Linked DNA regions of Homo sapiens: regions 1 and 3 are each linked to region 2. Evidence: read pairs that join two places in POLR2A ChIA-PET (ENCODE). Cell type or tissue: A673. All regions are shown on one strand. Each heading gives the region's core, and the rest is flanking DNA. Links, peaks and the distances in the headings are about the cores only.

What was found. ChIA-PET counts read pairs that join two places held together with the same protein. Peaks named below come from ENCODE experiments on the same cell type or tissue, not always from the same donor. Only the 100,000 strongest peaks of a DNase experiment are listed, where the experiment ranks them.
Region 1: POLR2A ChIA-PET joins it to region 2 with 5 read pairs; 1 of 35 experiments calls an interaction of 5 or more read pairs at or near these places.
Region 3: POLR2A ChIA-PET joins it to region 2 with 7 read pairs; 2 of 35 experiments call an interaction of 5 or more read pairs at or near these places.

Annotation. Positions count from the first base shown.
Region 1 is chr6:74,196,382-74,201,155 of GRCh38, forward strand. All of the region lies in intron 1 of LOC101928516 (a long non-coding RNA gene), which reads left to right. Among named protein-coding and RNA genes, the nearest start is that of CD109, 500 kb to the left of the region's middle. In A673, for the core only: no CTCF peak of the experiment used is centred there; no DNase peak of the experiment used is centred there; H3K27ac peaks cover 595 bases.
Region 2 is chr6:73,885,092-73,889,865 of GRCh38, forward strand. No RefSeq gene overlaps it. Among named protein-coding and RNA genes, the nearest start is that of CD109, 190 kb to the left of the region's middle. In A673, for the core only: no CTCF peak of the experiment used is centred there; a DNase peak (open chromatin) is centred at 1,820; H3K27ac peaks cover 1,817 bases.
Region 3 is chr6:73,686,450-73,691,223 of GRCh38, forward strand. It overlaps a transcript of CD109 not described here. Among named protein-coding and RNA genes, the nearest start is that of CD109-AS1, 7.3 kb to the right of the region's middle. In A673, for the core only: no CTCF peak of the experiment used is centred there; no DNase peak of the experiment used is centred there.

The DNA.
Region 1 (4,774 bases), core at 418-4,417, 310 kb after region 2:
TAATATTTGTTGTACAGTAAATTTCTCTGATCTATTTGTAGTTCAAAAGAAATCATATATTTACTTTTAATTGTTACTATCAATAAAATTCTCTTGAGATTAATGAGTTGGCTTTTCAATGGAGTTTAATGTGACAATGGAAATAAATGTACTTGTCACAGAGTGTGGCCCATAACAGACACACCATGATTGTTCATTTTTTCGTACCCTAGACATACTTTGTATGTATAAAAGGTATGGAATTTCTTTCATGTTTATCTCTTCTGTTATCTAGCTAAAGTCATAAATCTCCATCTCCAGCATCTTGAACTATTTTCTTTATTGTCTCTCCTCCCAGTTTAAAAATGTGCTTATGTCTCCCCAGTCCTTAGCAAACACACTAACTACAGTCTTCCTCTAATCTTGCCTTTGAAACATGAGCACTAACTCTTCTGGATGTTCTGTGCTGTCCGGTCTTTGTGACCATGCTCCATGCTTTGGCTCTCTAATTACTCCTTCTCATTCTTCTGCTGTCTCCTTTTTCCACCAATGTAGGGTAATCAGCTATCCCAGTTTGCCAAGGATTGTCTCAAGTTTAGCACCAAAAGCCCCTGTTTGAGGAAATCCCTCAGTCCTGGGCAAACTAAGAAAGTCAATCAACCTAAATTCAACCCTTAAATGTTGGCATTCCTCAGACTTCCAACCTTAGTTCTCATCTCTTTCTTAGCAAGAATTTTTGCATTCTGCAGAGGCTTCAACTACAGTCATGTACCACATGAAAATGTTTTGGTCACTGATGAACTGCTTATATGATGATGATTCTACACAATTATAATGAAGCTGAAAATTCCTATTGTTTAGTGATGTTGTAGCTGTTGTAATGTCATAAAATCATAGTGTAATGCATTGCCTTTCCTATGTTTAGATATACAATTTCTTACCATTCTGTTACAATTGTCTACAGTATTCAGAACAGTAACATGCTGTGCAGGTTTGCAGCCAGGAGCAATAGGCTGTATCATGTTACCTAGGTATATAGGAAGCTATAGCATCTAGGTTTGTCTAAGTACACTCTATGATGCTCATAAAATGAAATCATCTAGCAATGCATTTTTAAGAAACTATACCTGTTGTTAAGCAACACATGACTGTATTGACAATGTATCACTGATGACCAATTTTATATCTCCAGTCATAAGTGCTCTGCTGAATCACAAACACTATTTCTGAGAAAAGGACATGAGTTGTGGGGTAGGCTCATAAAATCTTGTGTTCAAATTCAAGCTATACCAGCTACTAAGTATGCAGTGTTGCATAATTACTTACCTCTCCAATTTATAGTTTACTATCTTGCAAATGAGGACAATCCTCAACTTAAAAGATTGTTGTGAGTATTAATGCTAAAAATTGTCAAGTTCTCGGTACAGTGCTGGTATGAAGAAAATCAATTTGCAACTATTTTTACATTATTATTGCTGCTATATTTTATTCTAGTGCTTTTCAGAATTTTTTCCACCGCAGCTCATCTGAAGGATGTAAAAATACTCCAATAAATAGAATGGCTCAATATGGAAGAAATTTTCAAAGGAGAAGAGAGGCATGTCTAACCTAGAAAAAAGCCCCCAAGTAGTCCTGGCATTCAAGCTCTTGGTAGATCAGAGTCCCTTCAGCTCTTCTGTCTCCATGCTCTTGTTCTAACAAGTTCAAAAGACATTGTTACCGTGGATATAAATTTAGTTAGCATATTGAAAAATAAAAAATTATTTTCTTGTATCCTCCTTACATTCCTGAATGTTTCCTTATCCTATTCTATGTGCTTGTTCAATCACCTACCACTCATTAATTTAATCCAATCTTTTTTTTTCTAGATTAGAAATTCTTAAAAGTTAAGTGTACCTTAGAATTATCTGGAGGTTGTGTTAAAACACACATTTCTGGCTCTTCAACCAGGGTTTCTGATTTGCAGCTCTGGAGTGAGGCCTGAAGATGTACATTTCTAGTAAGCTGCTAGACGATGCTGGTTCAGGGACTATACTTTGAAAACTACTATTTTAGGATATTTAAATGACATGGCAGTTTAACTTATTTTTAACCTCGAGTATTTGTTTTATTTTTCCTCCTCTTTCTTCTGCTGTTATTTCTCCTTCTCTTCTTCATTCTTTTAGCTTTTCTTACCTGGAAATCTGATTTTCTTCCTCGCTCTTGGCATTATAAATGAACGAGACCTTGCAATTCTGCATATTTTTATTATTTTATCTAACCTCTATTTCCATATGCAATTAGGAATCTAGTATAGTATGTGAATTCCATGTCATCCCTAGGTCTTTACATTCTTAGATGCGTGAAACCTGATAGTCAAGAGACTCAGTGAAAGTGAAGTTTAGTTATGTTTAAATGGCTTAAATTTTACCTTTTATTATGCCTATTCTGCTTGATTATTTATGAAATGTTGAGTAAAAATGGAAAAATGTGCATATAATAAAATTGTAGACACCACTGAGCATGACCACTCTTTTACTTTATAGACCTGAGCATGAAGAATTTAAATGATATTCTGAAAGTCATAATGGTAGCTCAAAGAAGAATATTCAGAATTTCTTAGTGTAGTACATATGCTGGTCCATTACAGCTTGTTTTAATATCATAACAATTCAGTTTATGGATTGAAGTAATATTTAGGTCACTCTTAGGGTAGTGACAGTCCTAGAGCTATCTATGGATTGATTTCCATATTAGTAGAATTGTTGACTATACCTTTCTGGAATAGAGACATCCAATGAGGTAAAATACAATAAAACATTGCATTTTTTTCTGTTGTTGAAATGGTTGATTTTTGGAACCTTAATGGGAATTTTTTCTTTCCTCCTTGCTTTTCTGCCTGTGAACACAACCATTGTGTGTGTGTGTTTTAATACTGTGGAGCACTGCAGCATGTGGAACGTGAGTGAGCATCAAATGGGGAACACAGAACATTTTAACCTACTGAGAACTTTCACTTTCCAGGGTGACCTGTTTGTACTCTGTGCCAAGAGACCTCTAAGAGGCCGACAGCTGCTTTCATTTTTTCATTGTAGACATGAAGTGCAGCCCCTGCAGCAGCTGCAGAGCCCCCCACCTCCCATTCCGCATATACTAAGAAAAGGGACTCTTTAATCTCTGGGCCTGAGAAAAAATTTATTAAGGAATGAAATAGGGCCACAGAATTCCTGGGGTGAGCCTCTGTAACACAGCAGGTGGTGGCCAGGAAGCCATGACAAAATCAAGGAAAAAGATTCAGATTTTTTTTTTTTTTTTGAGGCTATGCATGATTAGCAAAAGACATGTGGGTTACAGCTGTCCCTTAGAGAAGATCACATTTTGCATCTTGAAGAATGAAGGGCGGCTTTCCCTCTAATGAATTTGAAAGACTTCCTTGGCAGATTGTTTTGTTATAAGCTAGAGATCCCCAGTTGTATTTTATTTTTTGTTCTTTTCTAAACTAGTTCCATCCAGCCTAATGAATCTTAAAGCTCTTCAAAAGTTAGCAATAGGAAATGAGATTTCTTGTCTTTCCTCCTTCCCTTTCTTTAAAAAAAATTTATTTTATTAAATATGGTCTTTATTAATTCTTGGACAAGGCCTCTGTGTGTTGCATCAATTTCAAGACCTATTGGTGATTGCTGTCTGTCATTCTGCTTCCAAAGTAAACTAACTGGATATTGAAGCAAAGGCAGAAATGAGAGGACAAGGGCCAATACCAAAGACGAACAGAAGCAGCAGTAACAGACCCTTAAATAACTGTTTTTTTTAAAATCAACATGAGATAACTGTACATATTTATGTGATGTATGTGATAGTTTCATGCATGTATCCAATGTGTAATAGTCAAATCAGGGTAATTGGTATATTCGTTACCTCAATTATCATTTCTAGTTATTTTTACAATAAACTATAGTCACCTTGTTGTGCTATAGAACACTAGACTCATTCCTACTATTTAGTTGTAGTTTTGTCCCTGTTAATCTACCTCTTCTTATCTCCCTCACCCCTTTATCCTTCTCAGCCTCTGGTAACCAGTATTCTACTCTCTACTTCTATGAGATAAACTTTTTAAAGTTTCCACGTATAAGAACATGTGGTATTTATTTCTCTGTGCCTGACTTATTTCACTTAACACAAATGTTCTCTAGGCTCATCCATGTTGCTGCAAATGAAGGTATTTAATTTTTTATGGCTAAATAATTTTCTATTGTGTACATATACCACATTTTTTCATCCATTAATCTGTTGATGGACAATTAGATTGCTTCCAAATCTTGACTATTGTGACTAGTGTGATAAACATGAAAGTTCAGATATCTCTTCTACATAATGATGTCCTTTCCTTTGTGTATACATTCAGTTGTGGGATTGCTGGATCATATGATATTTCTATTTTTAGTTTTTTTGGGAATCTCTGTACTGTTTTCCACTATGGCTTGCTAATTTACATTCACACAAACAGTATATGAATTCCCATTTCTTCACATCTTTGCCAGTTTTTGTCTTTTTGATCATAGTTACTCTAACGGTGGTGAGGTGATATCTCATTGTGGTTTTCATTTGAATCTCCAAGATTAGTGATATTGAACATTTTTCACATACCTGTTGGCCATGTGTATGTCTTCATTTAAAAAATATCTATTCTGATCATTTGTCCATTTTTAGTTGGATTATTTGTATTTTGCTTTAGAGTTGTTTGAGTACTTTAAATATTGTAGGTATTAATTTCTTGTCAGGTGGATAGTTTGCAAACATTTTAGTCCATTGTATAGGT
Region 2 (4,774 bases), core at 272-4,271:
GAACTTTCAGCTGGGTGTGGTGGCTCAAGCCTGTAATCCCAGCACTTTGGGAGGCCAAGGTGGGTCGCTTGAGCCCAGGAGTTGGAGACCAGCCTGGGCAACATGCCGAAACACTGTCTCTACAAAAAATACAGAAATTAGCCGGGCGTGGTGGTGCGTGCCTGTAGTGCCAGCTGTTTTGGGGGCTGAGGTGAGCAGATCGCTTGAGCTGGGTAAATTGAGGCTGCAGTGAGCTGAGATTGTGCCACTCTCTCTAGCCTGGGTGACAGGATGAGACTCTGCCTTAAAAAAAGGAAAAAAGGAAGTTAACTTTTGTCTTTTTTATTTTTCTGTTAATGAGTGTTAAGGTAATTTTTTCCAAATAAATGAAAAAAAAAAAAAAAAAAAGCATGTATAGAGCAAATCCCAGGCAGGAAATCTGGATTAGTTAATTACCATTTGTTTCTGCTGTGCTTATTTAAGTAAAGCTATAAATACCGTTGATGGTTTTATAGGGAGACACAAATATGTTCTGATAGCTCAGCAAAATTTCTTGGTTGTGAATTAAAACATGAAGGATTTAATGAGATTTCCTTTAAAAATTTATCTTTGGCCGGCACGGTGGCTCACGCCTCTAATCCCAGCATTTTGGGAGGCTGAGGCTGGCGGATCACGAGGTCAGGAGATGGACATCATCCTGGCTAACACTGTGAAACCCCGTCTCTACTAAAAAAAAATAAAAAATAAAAAATAAATTAGCTGGGCGTGGTAGCGGGCGCCTGTAGTCCCAGCTACTCGGGAGGCTGAGGCAGGAGAATCGCTTGAACCCGGGAGGCGGAGGTTGTGGTGAGCCGAGATCACGCCACTGCACTCCAGCCTGGGCGACAGAGTGACTTGTGTCTCAAAAAAAAAAATCTTCCAAAATGTGTATATGCTTAATTATCAGAAAAGTAATATAGAGTGGAAAAAATTCTGGACTAGTGGTCAGAACATCTGGGTTCAAGTCCTGGCTCTATCTCTTTTTATAAGCTGTCCTACAGCTTCCTTATTTATAAAATGTTTTGATTTGGACTTCTTTCTGCCGCACAATCCTACAGAATTTAAGATTTATGTAAACATTGTATTGATCTTTGAAAAAATGAATATGAGGAAATCAGAATGAAATTATATGATTTTTAAGACAGTCTTTGATTATTACTAGGATTTCCTAATTCTTGCTTCATCCTCTTTTTGCATGGGAACACAAACTCCCTAAAAGATTTAGGAAAAAATATTTTTCTACCCAGTTGAGGGGTAAAGTTGATTCATCCTGGGAACAGTGCCCCTGGTTGGATACATCATTCAACTAAATATTCCTCCTGTCTTGCCCCCCAGCTGAAAGGCAGGAGAATGAACTAGAAAATCTTGAGATGTGGCTGGATTGGCTGCCCCAAACCTTGGTGTCTTCTGGACTTTCCTGTGTGTCTTGGGGCCTCTGCCCAGGGGCCCAGCTCCTCTGGTCTCTCTCTCTCTCTCTCTCTCTCTCTCTCTCTCTCTCTCTCTCTCTCTCTCTCTCTCTCTGTGTGTGTGTGTGTGTGTGTGTGTATATCTGTGTGTGTATGGAGGGTAGGTGAAAGGGGATGAGGAATTTATTTTTGTCTTCCTGGAAGGATAGATTCTTCTTTTTTGAATTAGCCTCATTAAACTTTTAAGTAATGACTCCTGAAAAAGGACAAAGGGATAAGGCTCTTTTCCAAAGAGTTATCTTTTTGTGCCAGCAATCAGTCATTACTCTCCTACCATGCCATGTGACACAGGATGTGGTCTGATATTTAGTCTAAATACATGCTTCACTTTTTTTCTGCTACAGAGAAGGCAATTATAATGCTCCTTTTGTTATGCAAATAACTTCTCAGAAAAGTGCCCTCTCTCCTCCTTAAAAACTAGATTTACTCAGACTAGGGTGAAAAATAAAAGTCAATCCTGGCATTTAAGTGGTTTCTGGCCCTCAGAAGCCATCTTAGTAGAAGGTGATGAATATGTTTAGTGGCTTCCTACTTCTGGAATATGAGCAGGGTCAGTCTACAGCAGAGTCAGAAGGGCTGTCCCTCCAGGGATCCAGGAAGGCCTGCTAACCTCACTGTATAACCCAGTCTTTTGGGGAACAAAGTTGACACTTCTGAATTGTCCTGTATTTCATTTCTTTGGACCCTACCCCACTAAACTATAATAAAATTGGGGTAAGTGGAATGAATGTAATAAATCAACCTTTTCACTCACATACGTTAGTGTTATATTATTCTTTTATGTAACAAAATGCCTTAAGTTAGTTATTGTATTTATCTAGAATTTTCCATGTGATGGGGAGGTTATTTCTTATACAGGGTCATTTCAAATCAAAGCAATATAGTTGTATGATTTGCCTACACATACGAATAGCTATTGATATTTTCATTAATTTGCTGATGTTCTCCTTAAGTGAATAAAGCATATCATTAAATAAAACTTTTGTGAGGCCTTTAACATTTCTGGAATGCTGGCTTCCCTGCCCCCTATGTTGTTTCAGTTACTTCTGTTGGCTTTAGCTACGTTTATATGTGACATGTGCTTATATTTTCTTTTCTTGCCCTGTTCTTATATAGTTTTGGGGAAAAAAATGGCCTGATTGAACAGGCTTACATTCTTTTACTGTTTTTGTGAATGACTAGTAGTAATATAGAATTTAATGATTCAGTCACACAAAAAACTATTTGGTCTTGTTTTTTCTTTTTCTTTTTCTTTTATGGGGGAAGTGAGATCTTTACCTTTTCAGATTCTTTAGTCCTAATTGGTTTATCTAAGTTTTCTATTTTTTCTTGCATCAATTTTTGCATTTAAAAATTTTCTAGCAATTTAACATTTTCATCTAGATTTCAAAATTATTCACATATAATTATTTATAAAATATTTATTATTTTTTTTTAAATTCTCCAAAAATTTCTATGGTTAGTTTCCATTTTTTCATTCTGCATTTTATTGGTCAATATTATTAGTCTGTTCTAGAATCAGTTTTTGGTTTTATTACTTTTCTCATTATTTAATATTTGGTCTCTATTTTATTTATTTTTCTCACTGCCTTTATTACTTCCTTCCTTCTTATTTAAGTTTATTCCGTAGCCCTTTCCGTAACATCTTGAGTTGAATGACTCATCAATTTATTTTTAAACTTTCTTGTATCTTGACAAATGTAAAGTTAAAATTTCTTTGAGTACTGCTTTAGGTATGTCCAACAAAGGCTGAAAAGCAAAGTTTGTATTACTCGTCAGTTCTGTATATTGCTTCTTTTCCTCTTTAACACACGGACAATTTGGTAACATATATTTCCAAACAGGTGAGATTTTTTTTTAAAGCTCTCTGTTTGTTTGTTAGTAGTAACTAATTTTAATGCATTGGTGCTAGGAGAATGCAGTATATAAACCATTGATACTGTGGAATGCATGGAACCTTCCCTTATAGACAAATACAAGATTTAACTTTTTAAGTGTTATATGGTATGCTTATAAAGATCCAATATTCTCTGTTAGGTGAAAAGTTCTCTATTGTCTAATAGTTGGAGCTTATTGTCTAAATTCTTCAGGTTATTGATATTACTGCATATTTTTTTTTCTGGCTGATATATTAGTCTCTAAGAAGGTATATGAAAATCTATATCTAAAATTGTTGATTTATCTATTTATACTTATTATACACTCTGTCGTTGACTGATACATTTTTCAATTGTTCCTGTTTTTGGTAACATTCTTCTTTATCTCTTATGATTGTTTTTGCCTTGCATTTTTATTTTTCAGAAATTATGATTGCCATCCCATGTTTCTTTTTGTTTAAATTTTTAAATTTATAATGGACACATAATAATTGTACATATTTATGAGGTACAGGGTGTTTTTTCAGTGATTATGTACATAGAATAATGATCAATTTGGGGGTAATTACCATTTCTATCACTCAAAATATTTGTCATTTCTTTGTGGTGACAATATTCAAAATCTTCTCTATCTTGCTAATTTGAAATATATACTACATTGTTTTTTGCTATAGTGACCTTACTGTATATCAGAACACCCAAATGTATTCTTTCTAAATGTAACTTTCTACCCATTGAACAACCTCTGCCAGTTTCCCCCTCTCCCTACCCTTCCCAGCCTCTGATAACCACTATTCTCTCTACTTTTATGAAGTCAACTTATTTAGATTCCACATATGAATAAAATCATACAGTGTTTGCCTTTCTGTGTTTGGGTTATTTTACTTAACACAGTGTGCTCCAGGTTAATCCATGTTGCCACAAATGATAGAATTTCATTCTATTTGATGGGTGAATAGCGTTTCATTAATATATATTGTATTTTCTTCACCCATTAATCTGTAGATGGGAATTTAGGTTAATTCCATGTCTTGGCTATTGTGAATAGTCCTGCAATAAACATAGGTGTGCAGATGTCTCTTTGACTTACTGGTTTAATTTCCTTTCGATGTATACCTAGTAATGGATTGCTAAATCATGTGGTAGTTCTATTTTAAGTTTTTGAGGAGCTTCCATACCATTTTCTATAAGGGCTGTACTAATGTACATTTATTTCCACCAACAGTATATAAGAGTTTCCTTTTCTCGACATCCTCACCAGCATTTGTTATTTTTTGTCTGTTTGATAATAGCCATTCTAACTGGGATGAGGTGATATCTCACTGTATTTTCGATATGCATTACTCTGATGATTAGTGATGCTGAACATTTTTTCATATATCTATTGGCCATATATATGTCTTCAAAGATGTC
Region 3 (4,774 bases), core at 418-4,417, 200 kb before region 2:
CTAGAAATTTAATCAGATTCAGTTTAGAATTTTTGGCAAGACCACTTCTTAGGTGGTGCTTTGTTCTACTGGGCGGCATATAGTATCTGAATATCTCCCTTTGTGATATTAGCAGCCATTTATGATCACTGCTGAGTCTATACAATCCAATGTGGTAGCTATTAGCCACATGTGGCTACTTAAAAATATAAATTAAATTAAATTAAATTAAAAATTCAATTTCTCAGTTATATCAGTCCTCTCTCTTTCTTTCTTTTTTTGAGACAGAGTCTTTCTGTGTTGCCCAGGCTGGAATGTAGTGGCACAATCTCAGCTCACTGCAAACTCCGCCTCCCGGGTTCAAGTGATTCTTCTGCCTCAGCCTCCTGAGTAGCTGGGATTACAGGTGCCTGCTGCCATGCCCAGCTAATTTTTGTATTTTTAGTAGAGATGTGGTTTCACCATGTTGGCCAGGCTGGTGTTGAACTCCTGACCTCAAGTGATCCACCCGCCTGGGTCTCCCAAAGTGTTGGGATTATAGATGTGAGCCACTGCACCTGGCCTATCAGTCACATTTCAAATGCTAAATAAATTCATGTTGGTTATAGCTACTGTATAAGATACAGAACATTTCCATCATCACAGAAAGTTCTATTGGACAGCATTGGTCTAGATCTATTAATTCACAAAGAGTAGTGATATGGTGCTATTCTAACATTAATTTTACATTTATTAGTTGGAAAACTATAGAGAGAAATCCCTCATATCTACTATTTGGTTACCCAGTGATCAGTTCACGTAGGAAAGGCAGGATAAAGGTTAATTCTTTACCTTTAATGAGTTCATATTGCAGCATCCTCCAAAAGTGAATAACTAAAAAAAACCATGCATGATTTTAGACATTGGATACTCCTTCCTCCCTTCAGTCTTTCTTTCCTTCCTCTTTCTTTCTCTTTCTCCTCTCTCTCCTTCCTTCCTTCTTTCACATGCATGCTCTCTCTCTTCCCTTCTTCCTTTCCCCCTCCCCTTCCCTACCCTCCCCTCCCCTCTCCTTCCCTCTCCTCCCCTTCTTTCCTTCCTTCCTTGATAGGCTAATTGTCCTTCATGGAAACATTGTCTTGATGAACAGAACACAGCTTTTGGCAAATTTTGCTAACTGTCTGTGGTAGATTGAATTATTTGTCCCAATTTTCTCCCATCCATATCCTTTCCCACATAATTAAGTTTGCAGTTCCTCTAACCAAAAGGTGGAGTATTCTACCCATCCTTGACTTGGTCCTTGACCATGAAACTTGCTCTGGGCAACAGGATCTTCACAGATGTCAAGTAAACAGGGACCTAAAATGTGCTTGAGCAGTGGGGCTTGTTCTCTTGTGCTTCTACCATGACCGCAAGAAGGACGTGCTTTTCCCAGACTACTGTTCCAAGGAAAAGGAGAAACACAAAGTGGGAACTGCCTCAGCTGGCCTGCAAACTTGGGATCTGAAGCAAAAGTTTATTGTTGGTGTGATTTTGAGGTTGTTTCTTTGCTTATTAATAGATTAATAAGTTTACAAATTGTCCCATTAGGTGAGAAACTCCCAACTGGCATTGGCAGATGTCATCTCAGATTAATGTATCTTCCCCAGATAGTACTTTGCTGTTCAAAATATAGTAATTAAAATCATGCACTAGAAGAACACTAGAAACTTTGTAAGAACTCAAATTAATTGTGATTTCTTTTTGTCTGGTAGATTTTTTTTGGAAAACATACCTTTGCTTTTACTATTTATGATAATATATTAGTATTTTAATTTCTAATTGGCTGTTGTGCAATAAAAAATACACATATTGGTCTCTGCCCCCCAGTCCCTGGCACAGAGTTCTTAAAACTCTTGTAGTTTCCTGAGCAATAGGAGTGCTAGGAGAATCTTTCATTCTAATGTTTGGTTTCTGCTCTGGTTCTTGAAACAGAGTTCTTAATACTCTGTTAGATAGGGGTGCTAGGAGAATCTTTTGTTCTAATATTTGGTCTCTGCTCTGGTTCCTGACACAGAGCTCCAAAGACATTTGTAATTTCCTAAGTGTTAGCATCTGACACAGAGCTCCTAAATCCCTTGGAATTTTCTGTGCGATGAGAGAGTCTTTTGTACTAATGAGGTAACTCTTGGTAGGCTGCTGGATAGAGGCTGGTCACCAGAAAGACCAAGCTATGATTAGAAGCCTGGAACTTCTAGTGCACCCTCATCCTCTGGAGAGGGGAGAAGGGCTGGAAATGGCATTAATAATTATTTCTACTTGATGAAGCTTCCATAAAAATTCCTGGATTATAGGGTTCTGAGAGTTTTTCTTTGTTTTTTTTTTTTTTTTTTTTTTTTTTGAGACAGGGTCTCCTTCTGTCACTCAGGCTGGAGTGCAGCGGTGTAATCAAGCTCACTGCAGCCTCAATCTCCCAGACTCAAGTGATCTTCCTACCTCAGCTTCCTAAGTAGCTGGGACTACAGCCACGCACCACCACATCTGGCTAATTTTTTTGATTTTTAGTAGAGACAAGGTTTTGCTATGTTGCCCAGGCTGGTCTCGAACTCCTGAGCTCAAGCAGTACTCCTGCCTTGGCCTCCCAAAGTGCTGGGATTACAGGCATGAGCCACCAAGCCCAGCTGCTTCTGTTAATTAATTAATTAGTTTATAAATTATTCCATTGGGCGACATCTTTCAACTTCCAAACTAGAATTGGCAGAGGTCATTTATTATACCCTTTATTAATAAACTGGGAAACATAGTTTCCCTGAGTTCTGTGAGCTGCTCTAGCAAATTAACCAAACCCAAGGATGGGATTGTGGGAACCCCAATTTATAGCTGTTGGATCAGAAGCACAGGTCACAACCTGAGTTTGTGATTGGCATCTAAGGTTGGGGGCAGTCTTATGGGAAGGAACCCTCAACCTAGGGGATCTGCTGCTATTTCCAGGTAGTTTGTGTTGGGATTGAATTGACTTAGAGGATGCTCAGCTGAGTCTGCTGTAGAATCTGCCAGAGAATTGATTGCTTGGTCAGCATGGGAGAAGCTCTTCTATGCATTTTGGTGGCCAGTGTGTTATATTGAGTGTATAAAAGTGGGAAAACCACTTTGGTTCAGTTTTTCTTATATCCTTACACTACTTTATAGTCTTAATATGCTTATGACATATTTCTTGATCCAAGAAAACTGTAGACACATTTTTTTTTTTTACTTTATAAGGCTCTTAGTGTCTCAGTCAATGCTTTAATTCTTCATCCCTCTTTGACTTTGTAAGTTTTTGTCATCTGTGCTCTTTTCAAGTATTAACACCATTTACATTGTTTTGTAAACATTGTGTATTTCACATATTTCATCAAATCTAAGATACACCACTTACTTTAATACCAAGAAAGAAAATTTATTGTCAATTATTATTATGATACCATTGATTATAAGATCAGAAATGTTACAAATGTGAAAAACATATATTTTAGAAATGGTGAAACAGTGTAATTAAATCTTCTTTGTCAATTCTTTTATTCTGTTATAAATCAGTAAACCATACTTACATCAACACAACTAATTATTTTTCACTGCAAAGCCAACTAATGAATCATGATATATTCTTTTTTATTCAGTGTTTGCTTTTCCCTTGAATTTCTAAATTCCCTTCCTTTTTACTGCACTATTTTACTTTATCATAGTCTCAGTTTTCTTGTATTTCATTATGTACATCTATTCGATTAAGATCCCTTTTATTTCCCTTAAGAGCTTACTCCTGGAATTTTTCCTATTAGAAGTTCTCTCTTCATTTTTTTCTGGGGTTATATATACATTTCCCTTTTTCTTGGCTTATTTCACTTCGTTGCTAAATATGTCTTCCTAAAGTAACTTCCTAAAATGAATTTGTGAAAGGCGAAGTTTCTGAGCCATTCCATTTCTGAAAATGTTTTTATTCCTTTTGTTTGTTTTATTATGCAGGTGATAAACATTTTTTTTGTTTGTTTTTTTGAGACGGAGTTTCGCTCTTGTTGTCCAGGCTGGAGTGCAGTGGTGTGATCTCGGCTCACCGCAACCTCCGCCTCCCAGGTTCAAGAGATTCTCCTGCCTCAGCCTCCTGAGTAGCTGGGATTACAGGCATGTGCCACCACGCCTTGCTAATTTTGTATTTTTAGTAGATACGGGGTTTCTCCATGTTGGTCAGGCTGGTCTCAAACTCCTGACCTCAGGTGATCTGCCCGCCTCGGCCTCCCAAGTGCTGGGATTACAGGCGTGAGCCACCGTGCCCGGCTGCAGCTGATGAACATTTTATTTAAAAAAGGTTTGTAAAACATGAGGAAATGCTTATGATGGAATAATTAAATGGGAAAAGTAGGACACAAAGCACAAAGTTGTATTATATTTATAACATAATTACTCTTTAAAAAAGATACCAGCAAATTATGTGGAGAAAGAAAGAGAGGAAGGAAACACAACAAAATGAAATAATGCTTGTCTCTGGGTAGTGGTAAGACTGTAGCAGATTTTTTTTTCTCATCATCTTTCTACATTTTGTGTACTGAGCAGCTACTCTACCTGACCTCTCACCCCTTCTCCAGGGGAATAGATAGGGTCACCTTCATGTTTCTGCCGTGTTCCTCCCCTCTTCCCTTTCAGCCACCCACCTGCTCTCTGCTTTCCTGCTCTTCTCCCCGGCCACCAGAACCCACAGGCAATTAACACTTTCTGGACAAAGAAGGAGCCAAGGTTTTCCCCATCATTTTTCTAAAGGCAAAAGTGCATGGCTAGGGAGGGAGACTAGAAAGGCAACTAACTG